2 separate regions of the Homo sapiens genome follow, and region 2 is linked to region 1. Evidence: read pairs that join two places in POLR2A ChIA-PET (ENCODE). Cell type or tissue: Caco-2. All regions are shown on one strand. Links, peaks and the distances in the headings refer to the core of each region. The heading gives the core; the rest is flanking DNA.

Region 1 (5,481 bases), core at 443-4,442:
TGGCGCCATCTCGGCTCACTGCAACCTCTGCCTCCCAGGTTCAGGCGATCCTCCTGCCTCAGCCTCCTAAGTAGCTGGGATTACAGACATGCACCATCACGCCCAGCTAATTTTTGTGTACATATATATATATATTTTTGTTTGTTGGTTTCTTTTAGTAGAGATGGGGTTTCACCGTGTTGGCCAGGCTGGTCTCAAACTCCTGGCCTCAGGTGATCTGCCCGCCTTGGCCTCCCAAAGTGCTGGGATTACAGGCATGAGCCACTGTGCCCGACTCTCTGCCTCCTCTTGTGTGATGCTTTCCTCTTCCAGTTGCTCCACCGTCCAGCTGGGCTCTCAATCTGCCCCAGCCATGCCCACCATAGCTTTCCCACCCCAGGGCTGGTGCCCCTGCTGTCCCCATCCCCTGGAATTCTCTGCAAAGGTCCTCACGTGGCTGCCTGCTTCTTGTCATTGGGTCTTAGCTCAATTGTCACCTCCCCAAAGAGCCTCCTGGATCACCAGCCCCCTTCCAATCATACTCTAATCTATCCCCACTTGATCTTCTTTATTGCACTTATAAATAAAATTACTGTCCTTCCTCATTATTTGGGGTAGCTATGCTTTATAAAGTCACCATGAACACTGAGCTAGTGAGTACTGAACTATCGGGTAAATGGAGGTTAGGTTTTTGCAAGCCACTGGCAACAACATTTCCATCCATCAAGCAATATATAACCTTGTTTTATGTGTGTTTCTGCTTAAAGACACCTTAGTTAATACAGTTGACCCTTGAACAATGAGGGAGTTAGGGGTACTAACCCCCACTGTGCATGTCAAAATCCATGTAGAATTTTTGACTCCCCAAAACTTAAATTACTAATAGCCCACTGTTAGTTGGAAGCCTTACTGATAACATAAACAGTTGATTAACACTCGTTTTATATATGTATTATATATACTGTATTCTTATTACAGTAAAGTAAGCTAGAGGAAAGAAAATGTTATTAAGAAAATCATAAGGAAGAGAAAACATATTTACTATTCATTAAGTAGAAGTGATCATCATAAAACGCTTCATCCTTGTCTTCACCTTGAGTAAGCTGAGGAGGAGGAAGAAGAGGGGTTGGTCTTGCTGCCTCAGTGGTGGCAGAGGTGGAAGAGGTGGAGGTGTTGGAAGGGGCGGCAGGAGAGGCAGGCACACTTGGTGTAACTTTTATTGAAAAAAGTTTGCATATAAATGGACCTATGCTGTTTAAACTCGTGTTGCTCAAGAGTCAACTGTGTATACTGCTGATTCATTTGTAGTGAACTCACGGCCAACAGCACTAACTCACACCTGAACGAAGCTTATCTAACATACGTATTTTCTCTGTCGGGCCTGTCACTGCTTCCTTGCACTCAGAAACACGAGACAGCACTTCAGCACTAAGCTTGGGGGCCTTTTTAAATAGTGAACTCACCAAATAAAAACACAACAATGCAAAAAAACTGCAGCATCAAACAGACCGTGAAAAGGATGATTGTTTATGATATGAGAGCAGAAACAAGAAGGTCTCGAGCAACTCAAAATTACTGCTTCTCTGCACTTCCGCGAATGACTCCGAAAGTCTGTGAGTATTGATTTTGGTGTTTCAAGTAAGTTTCATTGAGTGGGCAAATTTGCAAATATGGAATCTGTGAAGAAGGAGAGTCAACCGTATTTTATTCAGTTGTTTTCCATCTCTCCTGAGTAGAATACACGCTCCAGGAGACCTTGTCTGTTTTGCTCCCTACCGTATGCCCAGCACCTGGCACAGTGCCTAGCATGCAGTAAGTACTCAGTACATATTGACTGAAAGGAAGTGGAGAAGGAAGAATAAAATAATAAAGTCCAGGCTCCTTTTCACTCCCGATGATTGGTGATGCCTGTGCAGGAAGCTCCTGCTCCCAGAGAGACCAGAGGGCCACTGCCCACCTTGTCCCTTCACACAATTATATACCATTTCAAACCACCACCATGGTTCTTTGGCTCCTTCCAGGCAACCTACGTCTTCCTTCCTTTCTTTGTCTCTCTACTGCCCATCTATACGAGCCTGCATGTGCCAGGGAGTCAGTGGCCCCATGCTTGGGAAAGACTGCCCGCCCTTGCTTTACGCTTTCTCAGCTTTCCCTCCTTCCCTCTAGGTGCTTCTTGCGTGGTGCAGGAACAAACGTGCCACCTCCTTCATCTGGCCAGCTCCCCAATCCCGGGCTGTCTGGTCCCCTGCTGTCTGGCTCCTCCCTTCAGGTTCCTGCCAGTCCTCCCAAGACTTCTTGACATTTTCTTCTTCCTTTCCTGGGACTCAAATTCCACTCCATCCCCTCCCCTTTTCTTTGTTCTGACCCATAATAACCTTAATACAACCACCACCACCATAATGGTAAGGACTAATGTACTCCTGCCTAGGAAGAGGGTGAGTATTTATTTTGTGCACTAACTCTCAGATGTTCCAGAAAATGTTTCCAGATCTTGTCTCTGCCTCCCGGTCCACATTAGGCCTGATGAAAGGATGTGTGCTGTGGAATCAAGGTAGAAAGCTTTTCCCCCCAGTCATTACCCCCCGCATCTCTGCAGCGCTTGACCATCTAGCACGCCCCTGTGTAGAACCATTCGCATCTAGCGTGACCCTCCTGGGAACCCGGGAGGCAGACAGGGCAGGCATAATAACCTCCTTTGTCAGATGAGTCACGAGATGAGTCACAAGAGGCGACAGAAAATCAAGGAGTTTGCCCAAGGCCACGGAGCTCCGAAGAGCTGGATCTGCGCATTCCTGGCTCTGAACCAGGATCAAGTGCCCCTGCAGGCCTGAGACAACCCACAATCGGCCTGTTTGAGTGTCCAGTTTAGACTCCAGACCAATGGGAGTTTGCCAAGATAATAAGTTCCACATAACAAAGCCCACTGTGTGTGCCACGGGAGAGCGTAGGAGAAGGCACAACAGCAGCAAACGGTGGTTATTAAATGTTATGTTTACATAAAACTCCATTGGTTAGAAAATTCCATTCTCAGGTGCGATTTCATTTGATCTCATGGCAGCTGATTATTGTCTCAAGATGTGGAAACTGAGGAAATGTGACCCATCTGGCTAGAAAGGAGCTGAGCTGGGGTATTTCCCTAAGATTCCTGTTTCCTATGCCTGGATCCTTCCCCCTCGAAGACTGATTAATAACTATGATCAGCTTGCTTCTCTGCTCGAAGATTCAGGGGTTCTGGCCTGGGTAGTTTGCCAGCCCATTTCTCAGAACAATGTGGGAGGCAACAAGGGCCTAGAAAGTGGTTTCGAGGAAATGTGGCCAAGAAAGAGGGCCTTGGGGATGGAAGAACTTGGCAAGGAGATCTGAGCTGGCCTGCTGGATCCAGAGCAGTGTCAGGCAGGCAGCCAGGTGGAGCCTGGATGCGAGCTGCTGCCCGGGCGACTGAGGATGGAGGCAGCACGAGTCTCCAGCATCCTTCTGCCAGCAGTGAAATGTGCTCTGAACCTTTCCCTGAGCTTTGTGCCTCCCTCTCTAGGCAGCCCCTAGGGATTAACCCCTGCCCCAAAGCCCTTCAGCATCGCCACAGCTAATCTCTGTGATGCCATCTGCACATGTCAACATGTGACTGTAATGGTGGCAGAGCTTGTGTCCCATCTCTAGGCCCCTTTCCAGTCTACCCAGTAGACACATTCTGCAAACACTAGCTGACTGATCCCACCCCTTTGTCCTGCTTTCTTGTGCAACCTGGTTGTGGTTCCATGGTGTGACTGCACAGTGGGTGGGAAAGGGGGCAGCTCAAATAATGGACAACTGCAGTCAGTGAGGAAAGGAAGGGCACGTGAATTCACAGAGCACCACAAATGTTATTTTGTTCACAGACCTTGCAGACCCCACCCCATGCTGCACTGGGAGGCTGGTTCCTCGGGAAGTCTGGTGGCCCCTGTGCAGATGTCTTAGGCGCCCCTGGCCATGTTCCCTTGGCTCAGTGTTCAGCTGCCCTGTGGCAGGTGGCTCCTGCTCCGTGGGACTCACGCTTACCCCAGGCAGCATCTTTCCCACACCTAGGGCCTTTCAGCTTCAGGCCTTGAGGCTTCTCTGGTGCCATGGGAGCCTTTTCCACCCACTGCAGGGGCAGCCCTTAACCACCGGGGGATGGTCGGTGGATGCCTGGTCTCCTGGCCTTCAGGGCACAGTTCTGGGATGCCTTGGCGGGCTGAGCTTCCACACCCTACAGTTTGCTACTCACATCTCCTCCTCTCTAAGAACATCTTGTGCAGTGCCTTGGCAGGAGGGACAACAAGGGGACATGGACCACCCCCAGGGGCCTGGCTCCTTCCCATTCCTCATTTCCTCCTTCGTGGTTCTCATGACAGGGCAGCCTTCATGAGGTGCCTGCGTTTTACTGCTCTTCTGTTGCCGACTTGAAATTCGTAATGCTCTTTGAACAGGGAGTCGCATTTTCATTTTGTACTGGGTCACACAGACAACGTAGCTGGTCCTGCCTGGTAGTTTGCTGCTTGGGGAGAGGCCTCTGTAAGTGATGAGAGCAAAATGAGACCTGTCCTCTGGCCAAGCTGAGCTCATTGTTTCTTCCCTCCTCTGAGCACAACAGAAACCCAGGCACAGTGGGAGCTTTTATCAGGGTCCCTGTGACAACGGCGCATGGAAGTTGGGGGCTGGGGGGAGACAGGCCTTAGGGGCCAGGGGGAGACAGGCCTTAGGGGCCAGCTGGTCCATCCCCCAACCAGAGTGGGTTTTCCCACCCAGCACCCTGGCACAGGCTCACCCAGCCTCTTTGTGAATTCTTCTAGTGACAAGAAAGGGCCTTTTTTTATTTTATTTTATTTTTTTATCGTGGACTCGAATTGTCATTGCCCCTCACTCTGGTGAAGTGTTACAAGGTTCTCCAAACCCTTCCATGAGGATTATCTCACTGGATTCTCACCACCCTCTCCTTGTGCAGCAGACATTTTCTAAAGAGTGGAAATTAAGGAAATTCCGGTAATTTTCAGATTAGCAGCCCTTGCACCTCCCACTCAGCCTTTTCCCTTCCTTCAACCAGCGATGGAAATCTCACCTAGGAAGCCTTTCAGCCTGTCAAAAAAGAAAAAATGCCTCCTAATTCCTTGTACTAAATTATTCCCTCCCCGCTCCACCCTGGGCTGTAGGTAATGTAATGTCTTTTTTCAGATGTCCTTCACTTTGAATAACAGTCAGAAAATGGCATGAGGTAGGCAGCCTTTTCATAGGCTTGTTAAATGTATTAGACCCCGGTGGAAAGATGGGAGAATAAAGGAGGATCACAGAGCCTCCCTCTCCTAGTGATGACGGTAGAGCACACACCTTTTAAAGTGCCAGTCAAGGAAAGAAACAGAGGCTTCTAAAAGGCTGTGGCTTTTACGCCACCCCCACCTGGAGGAAATACGCCCACCAAGAACATCCTGAGCACTTCACCAATACCTGTCAGTTAGGAAAGCGACTGCCAGAGGGGATGGGCAGGGACGG
Region 2 (5,481 bases), core at 729-4,728, 170 kb after region 1:
TTCAAAAGTGCTGGGATTATAGGCCTGAGCCACTATAAGCCCAGCTGGGACTTCTTGTTATATGAGGTGATACTTTTTCCTTATTGCTTTGGCTTGCTGAGTCAGTGTTTCCAGTTACTTGTAGCCAAAAAGATCCCAGGCATTATGGGGATAAAAGAGCTATGGACAACAAAAGAATGTTGAACAAATATATTAATAAAAAGTCAAAGCATTTGCGTGAATTGAGGATTGCTGCATTTTGGAGACTAAGACTGGAAAATGTCTTCTTTCTTCTATTCCTGAGCAACCTTGGCCATATTCATAGCTTCAGCTCCCAGATTCTGGAATAACTGGGTTTGAATCCTGCTCATCCATTGACCAGCTGAATGGCCTTGGTAAGTTACCTTTTCGAGTGCCAGATTCCTTTTTAGTAAAATTAAGACAGAATTCTCTGTACTGCATTATGAAAGTTAAAAGAAATAATACAAATAAAATGCTTAGAACAAATCTGACATCTATGTAGTATTTAGTATATGGCAGTTCATTTCTCTTATGCTAATGGCTTCCAACTCTGCCTCTCAAGGTCTGTCTGCTCCCAAATTTTCTTCAGATATTTTCACTTGGATGTTTCCATATTACTACACATTTAACTCATTCCTTACTTCCCCTCCGTGTGTTCTCAGGTGTGCTGGGAGCAGGCAGGAGCCCCACCCTCCCAAGCACAGCCTCAGCCACCCAAGTCGTGGCTGCAGACCTGGGCCTACCTGTGCTCTTGGGAGTGCTGGGAGCAGGGAGGAGCTCTGCCCTCCGGGTGCAGCTACAGTCACCGAAAATCATAGCTGTGGACCCATGTATTTCATTCCACAGAGCATACAGGAACCCTTTCCCCTGGGTGCAGCTACAGCCACCCAAGCTGGGGCTGCAGAGCTGGGTATCTCTGCACTCTTGGGGGCCTGGGAAGGCCCCCTCCCCCCATAGGCTCAGAGGTGTGTGCTCCTGCTGCCTGGTCTCTCCCACTCCTGGCACCTGATCTGATCTTGGAGCAAGGTTGGGGCTGAGCCCAGGTGCTGTCGCACCTAGCTGGATGTGCACACGCTTGGGGCAGTGCTGACATGACAGCCCCCTGCCAGCTTGGCCCCCTCCAGACTTTGGCCACCAACAAGCATGGGAGGGAAGCCTAGGTGGGGCTGAGGGCAGCTCAGCATTGGCCTGCAGGTGCTCCTGGGTGTGAACAGCCTGGGCGTCATTGGCAGTGGGAGGCAAATAGGCTCCTGGGTGGAAGAGGGTGGAGGCCTGGTGAGGCCCCACCTTCAGGCCAGGGAGGGCTTGAAAGCTGGGGGCCAGGCTGCCAGTCCCCACAAATCAGAATGGGAACTTGTGGTGCTTTTTCTGAGCCCACCCATGGCCACCCATGGACCAACTGATGCTCACTTCCTCACCTCTGAGGCCCATGAAATCTCCCAGCTCAGCCAGAGCTGAGCAGATATCAGGATGATCAGCTGCAGAGAGGAGCTACACACTCCAGGGCCTCCTCTCTGCTGAGAGCAGCAGATGTCAGGATGACCAGCTGCAGAGTGGAGCTACCCATACCAGGGCCTCCTCTCTACTGAGAGCTGCAGATGTTGGGACAACCAGCTGCAGAGAGGAGCTACCCTACTCACTCCAGGGCCGCCTTTCTACTGAGAGCAGCAGACATCAGGATGACCAGCTGCAGAGAGGAGCTACCCACTCCAGGGTCTCCTCTGAGCTGTCACTCAATAAAGCTTGTCTTCTCCGTACTCACCCTCCACTTGTCCACATATCTCATTCTTCCTGGAGCAGGACAAGAACTCAGGAACTGCCAAATGGCAGGGCTCAAAGAGCTATAACATAAACAGGACTGAAACACACCCCTTTCTCACCATGTTACAGTTGAAGAGAAGGTGAGAATAGCTGTGGTCCTTTGGGGAGCCGAGACTTTGGAGCTCCTTGAGCCAAGGCTGGCACTCCCTCTTTGGGGCCCTGTGATTCCTGGAGTCTCCAAGCTTCCAGGCACCACTGTGTTCCCCAGTGGCAGCTGTGAGAAGCTGTTTGCAGTGCACCTGGTCCAGCTGCAGCCTTGCAGAGAGCCAGTGCCCATGCTGGCACCTGGAGCTGCCTGCACCACTGCAGCAGCCAGTGTGCCTCACTGTGCACCATGGCCAGACCCCACACTCACTTGCTCACACACCCCTCGCTACTGCACACCTGGCTCGCCCTTGGCAGGTGTGGGATCCAGACCAGTAGTATGAGCCGAGTGCAACCTGCCAGGCCGAGTGGATGGAATGAGCCCAGCAGGCCTGAGCAAAACTCAAACAAAAGCACAAACAGCCACAGAGGTTTCTGGCCAGAAAAGCAACACCCCAAGGATCCTGCAACAAATGTATTTCTATTTTTGTATCTTTCAAAAATGCATCTATTACAGCCCAGCTCCTTGATCCCTCAGGTGCTATAAACAGCCTTCTTCTCTAGTTTCTAAAAGCACTTTGTAGCTCTCATATCACTTCTTCATTATGAGTAAATTACAGCCCTGTCTTCCCCTCTAAACTGTAAACTTCTTGCAAATTGAAACTGTAATGGGTATTTATTGGAAGATGACATAGTATGCTTTCTGCCACTCTCTGATAGTATCCCAAATTTCACTCAGTATTCACTCTCTGGCCTATTGGCTTTGGAGGAAGATGATTCCAACCCCTAGCTCCAGAGATGAGTTTTTATTATCTAGAGGTAATCATTCCCATGCTGTTTGCCAAGCCAACTGGTGTATGCCTGGGTTTCTGAACCATACAATGCATGGCATTTCTCTGGATACAGGAATTAATTTTGGAAAGATCATGTGATCCAATGTGAACCAATGAAGAACAAGGCAATCTTCACTAGGTGTTTCTGGGAAAGGTGTTTCTGGGAAAGGTGTTTCTGGGAAAGGTGTTTCTGGGAAAGTTCTAACTTCCATTAGAACTTTTCCTCTCTTTTGTAAATCCTGATGTCAAAAAGAGCCAATCTGGCACAATGAGGGAAGCCAGTCTGAAGAAGAGACCAGTACATGGGAGATGACCCAAAAGCTACTGAATGAATCTAACCCTGAAGCCTGTCCTACCTCTGAACTTCCTTTTACATGAGCCAAAACAATTGCTATTAAGTTGGAGCCAAGTTCTTTCTAGCTTGCAACATGAAGAGTTCTAGTGGATACAGGGAACTTATCTTCAACTTTGTATCCACCACAGTATCTGCCACATGGCAGGCATTTGATAAATGCTTATAGGTTTGCATGAGCCAGTGATTCTGGTATAGCTGTTTGCTGGTTCTCTGGATCTTTCCTGCAGAGTTTTCCTGTTAGCAGTCTGCCGCATGCAAGTTCCCAGCAGCTCCTTTCCTCATTTGAGCTTGAGGCTTCTGGTAGGAGGATGTTCTCATTTTCAAGAACTGAAACGGAGCTTCCTGAAGTGACAGGAATGTTGTCTATCCAATCCAGCTCTCTTGGAAATCCCTCAATGGACACTGGCAAATCTTAACTCACTGGCTGTCCTCCCTCTAGACTTTGGACTGCCACCTGTTAGATTGCAATTGTAGTTATCATTTCAACAGACTCTCATGAAGTTTTAAACTTATAACTTCCTGGTGCTAACTTTGGAATCACCCTAATTTAATCAATAAACTGTGTAAAAAATCACATTTTAGTTGGGTTATTGTTATTAGGTATTCAATTACCAAATAGTTTTTTTTTCAAACTCCCATACTCTGAAATTATATAACTTCTAAGAAGTCTCCTGCTAATTATTTTCTTTATCTCTGGATGTGGATTAAGAGCTTTATTATCAGTAAATAATATTTATTTTTCTTTCTTTTTTCAATTTTCAAGTACATAATACATTGTTATTAATTGTAGTCCCATGGTATACAATAGACCTCTTAGACTTATTCCTTCTGTCTAACTAAATCTGTGTCCTTTGACCAACATATCCCCAATCCCCTTACCACTGGCCTCCGATAACCACCATTTAACTCTGTTTCCATGAGTCTGACTTTTCCACACTTCATGTATAAGTAAGATCATGTGGCATTTATCTTTCTGTGCCTGGTTTATTTCACTTAACATAATTTCCTCTGGGTTCATCCATGATGTTGCAAATGACAATATTTCCTTCTTTTTAAAGGCTGAATAATATTCCATTGTATATGTAGATCATGTTTTCTTGATCCAAGAGTAATATTTCTAGACTTGGCTATCTTATTCTTTGTCTGATTTCCTCCTGCCCCATTATTTATTTATTTATTTTAATTTTATTATTATTTTGTGACAGAGTCGCACTCTGTTGCTCAGGCTGGAGTGCAGTGGTGCAATCCCAGCTCATTGCAGCCTCCGTCTCCTGGTTTCAAGTGATGCTCCTGCCTCAGCCTCCCAAGTAGCTGGGATTACAAGCCCCCACCACCACACCCAGGTAAGTTTTGTATTTTTATTAGCGATGGGTTTTGCCTTGTGGGCCAGGCTGGTCACAAACTCCTGGCCTCATGTGTTTCACCTGCCTTGGCCTCCCAAAGTACTGAGATTACAAGCATGAGCCACCACGCCTGGCCTATTTATTGCTTTTAATGGTATTCTAGGCCAGGCATGGTGGCTCATACCTGTAATCCCAGCATTTTTGGAGGCTGAGGTGGGTGGATCACAGGAGGCCAGGAGTTCATGATCAGCCTGGCCCACATAGTGAAACCCCATCTCTACTAAAAATACAAAAATTAGCCAGGCATGGTGGCGGGTGTCTGCAATCCCAGCAACTTGGGAGGCTGAGGCAGGAGAATCTCTTGAACCCAGGAGCGGGAGGTTGCAGTGAGCCAAGATAGGGCCACTGCACTCCATCCTGGGCAACAGAGTGAGCCCTGTCTCAAAAAAAAAAACAAATAAGTAAATAAAAATTAAGTGGTACTCTCCATCTTAGGCCCCAGCTACTAGATCCAGAGATTCGCATTGACCCCAAGGCAGACATCCATAGGTGGCCCAGGACCTAGGAAATGGTCTGGTATGAGAGTATCAACCACACCACATTTCCCTATACTGTGCCTGGTCAACCAATTAGATGAGCTTTCAGAGATCCTGAACGTGAACCATAGATAGGAAGAGATACAGACTGAGGGATAAAAAGATAGGTAAGTTTAACCATATTAAATTTAACTACTCTGTTCATCAAAACACCAGATAGAGAGTAAAAAGACAAGCCACAAGGTGAGAGAACATATTTGCAACATTATGTAAAAGATTAATTATTACATAAAAGAATTCCTACAGATTAACATAAAAATGATAGATAACCCAGGAGCTCTCTCCAAAGGTTTTGAATAGGCACAAAAGAGAAACTACAAATGGCCAATAAACAACATGAAAAATATTCAGCCTTATTAGTAATTGGAAAATGTAAATTAAACCCCATATATACACTAGTAGATATTTACAAGGTTGCCACATTAAAACACCTGAAGATAGCAAACAAG

The links. ChIA-PET counts read pairs that join two places held together with the same protein. Peaks named below come from ENCODE experiments on the same cell type or tissue, not always from the same donor. Only the 100,000 strongest peaks of a DNase experiment are listed, where the experiment ranks them.
Region 2: POLR2A ChIA-PET joins it to region 1 with 5 read pairs; 4 of 35 experiments call an interaction of 5 or more read pairs at or near these places.

The regions. Positions count from the first base shown.
Region 1 is chr1:211,733,199-211,738,679 of GRCh38, forward strand. No RefSeq gene overlaps it. Among named protein-coding and RNA genes, the nearest start is that of NEK2-DT, 60 kb to the left of the region's middle. RefSeq lists an enhancer at 2,129-2,628. In Caco-2, for the core only: no CTCF peak of the experiment used is centred there; a DNase peak (open chromatin) is centred at 2,723.
Region 2 is chr1:211,900,583-211,906,063 of GRCh38, forward strand. No RefSeq gene overlaps it. Among named protein-coding and RNA genes, the nearest start is that of LPGAT1-AS1, 72 kb to the left of the region's middle. In Caco-2, for the core only: no CTCF peak of the experiment used is centred there; no DNase peak of the experiment used is centred there.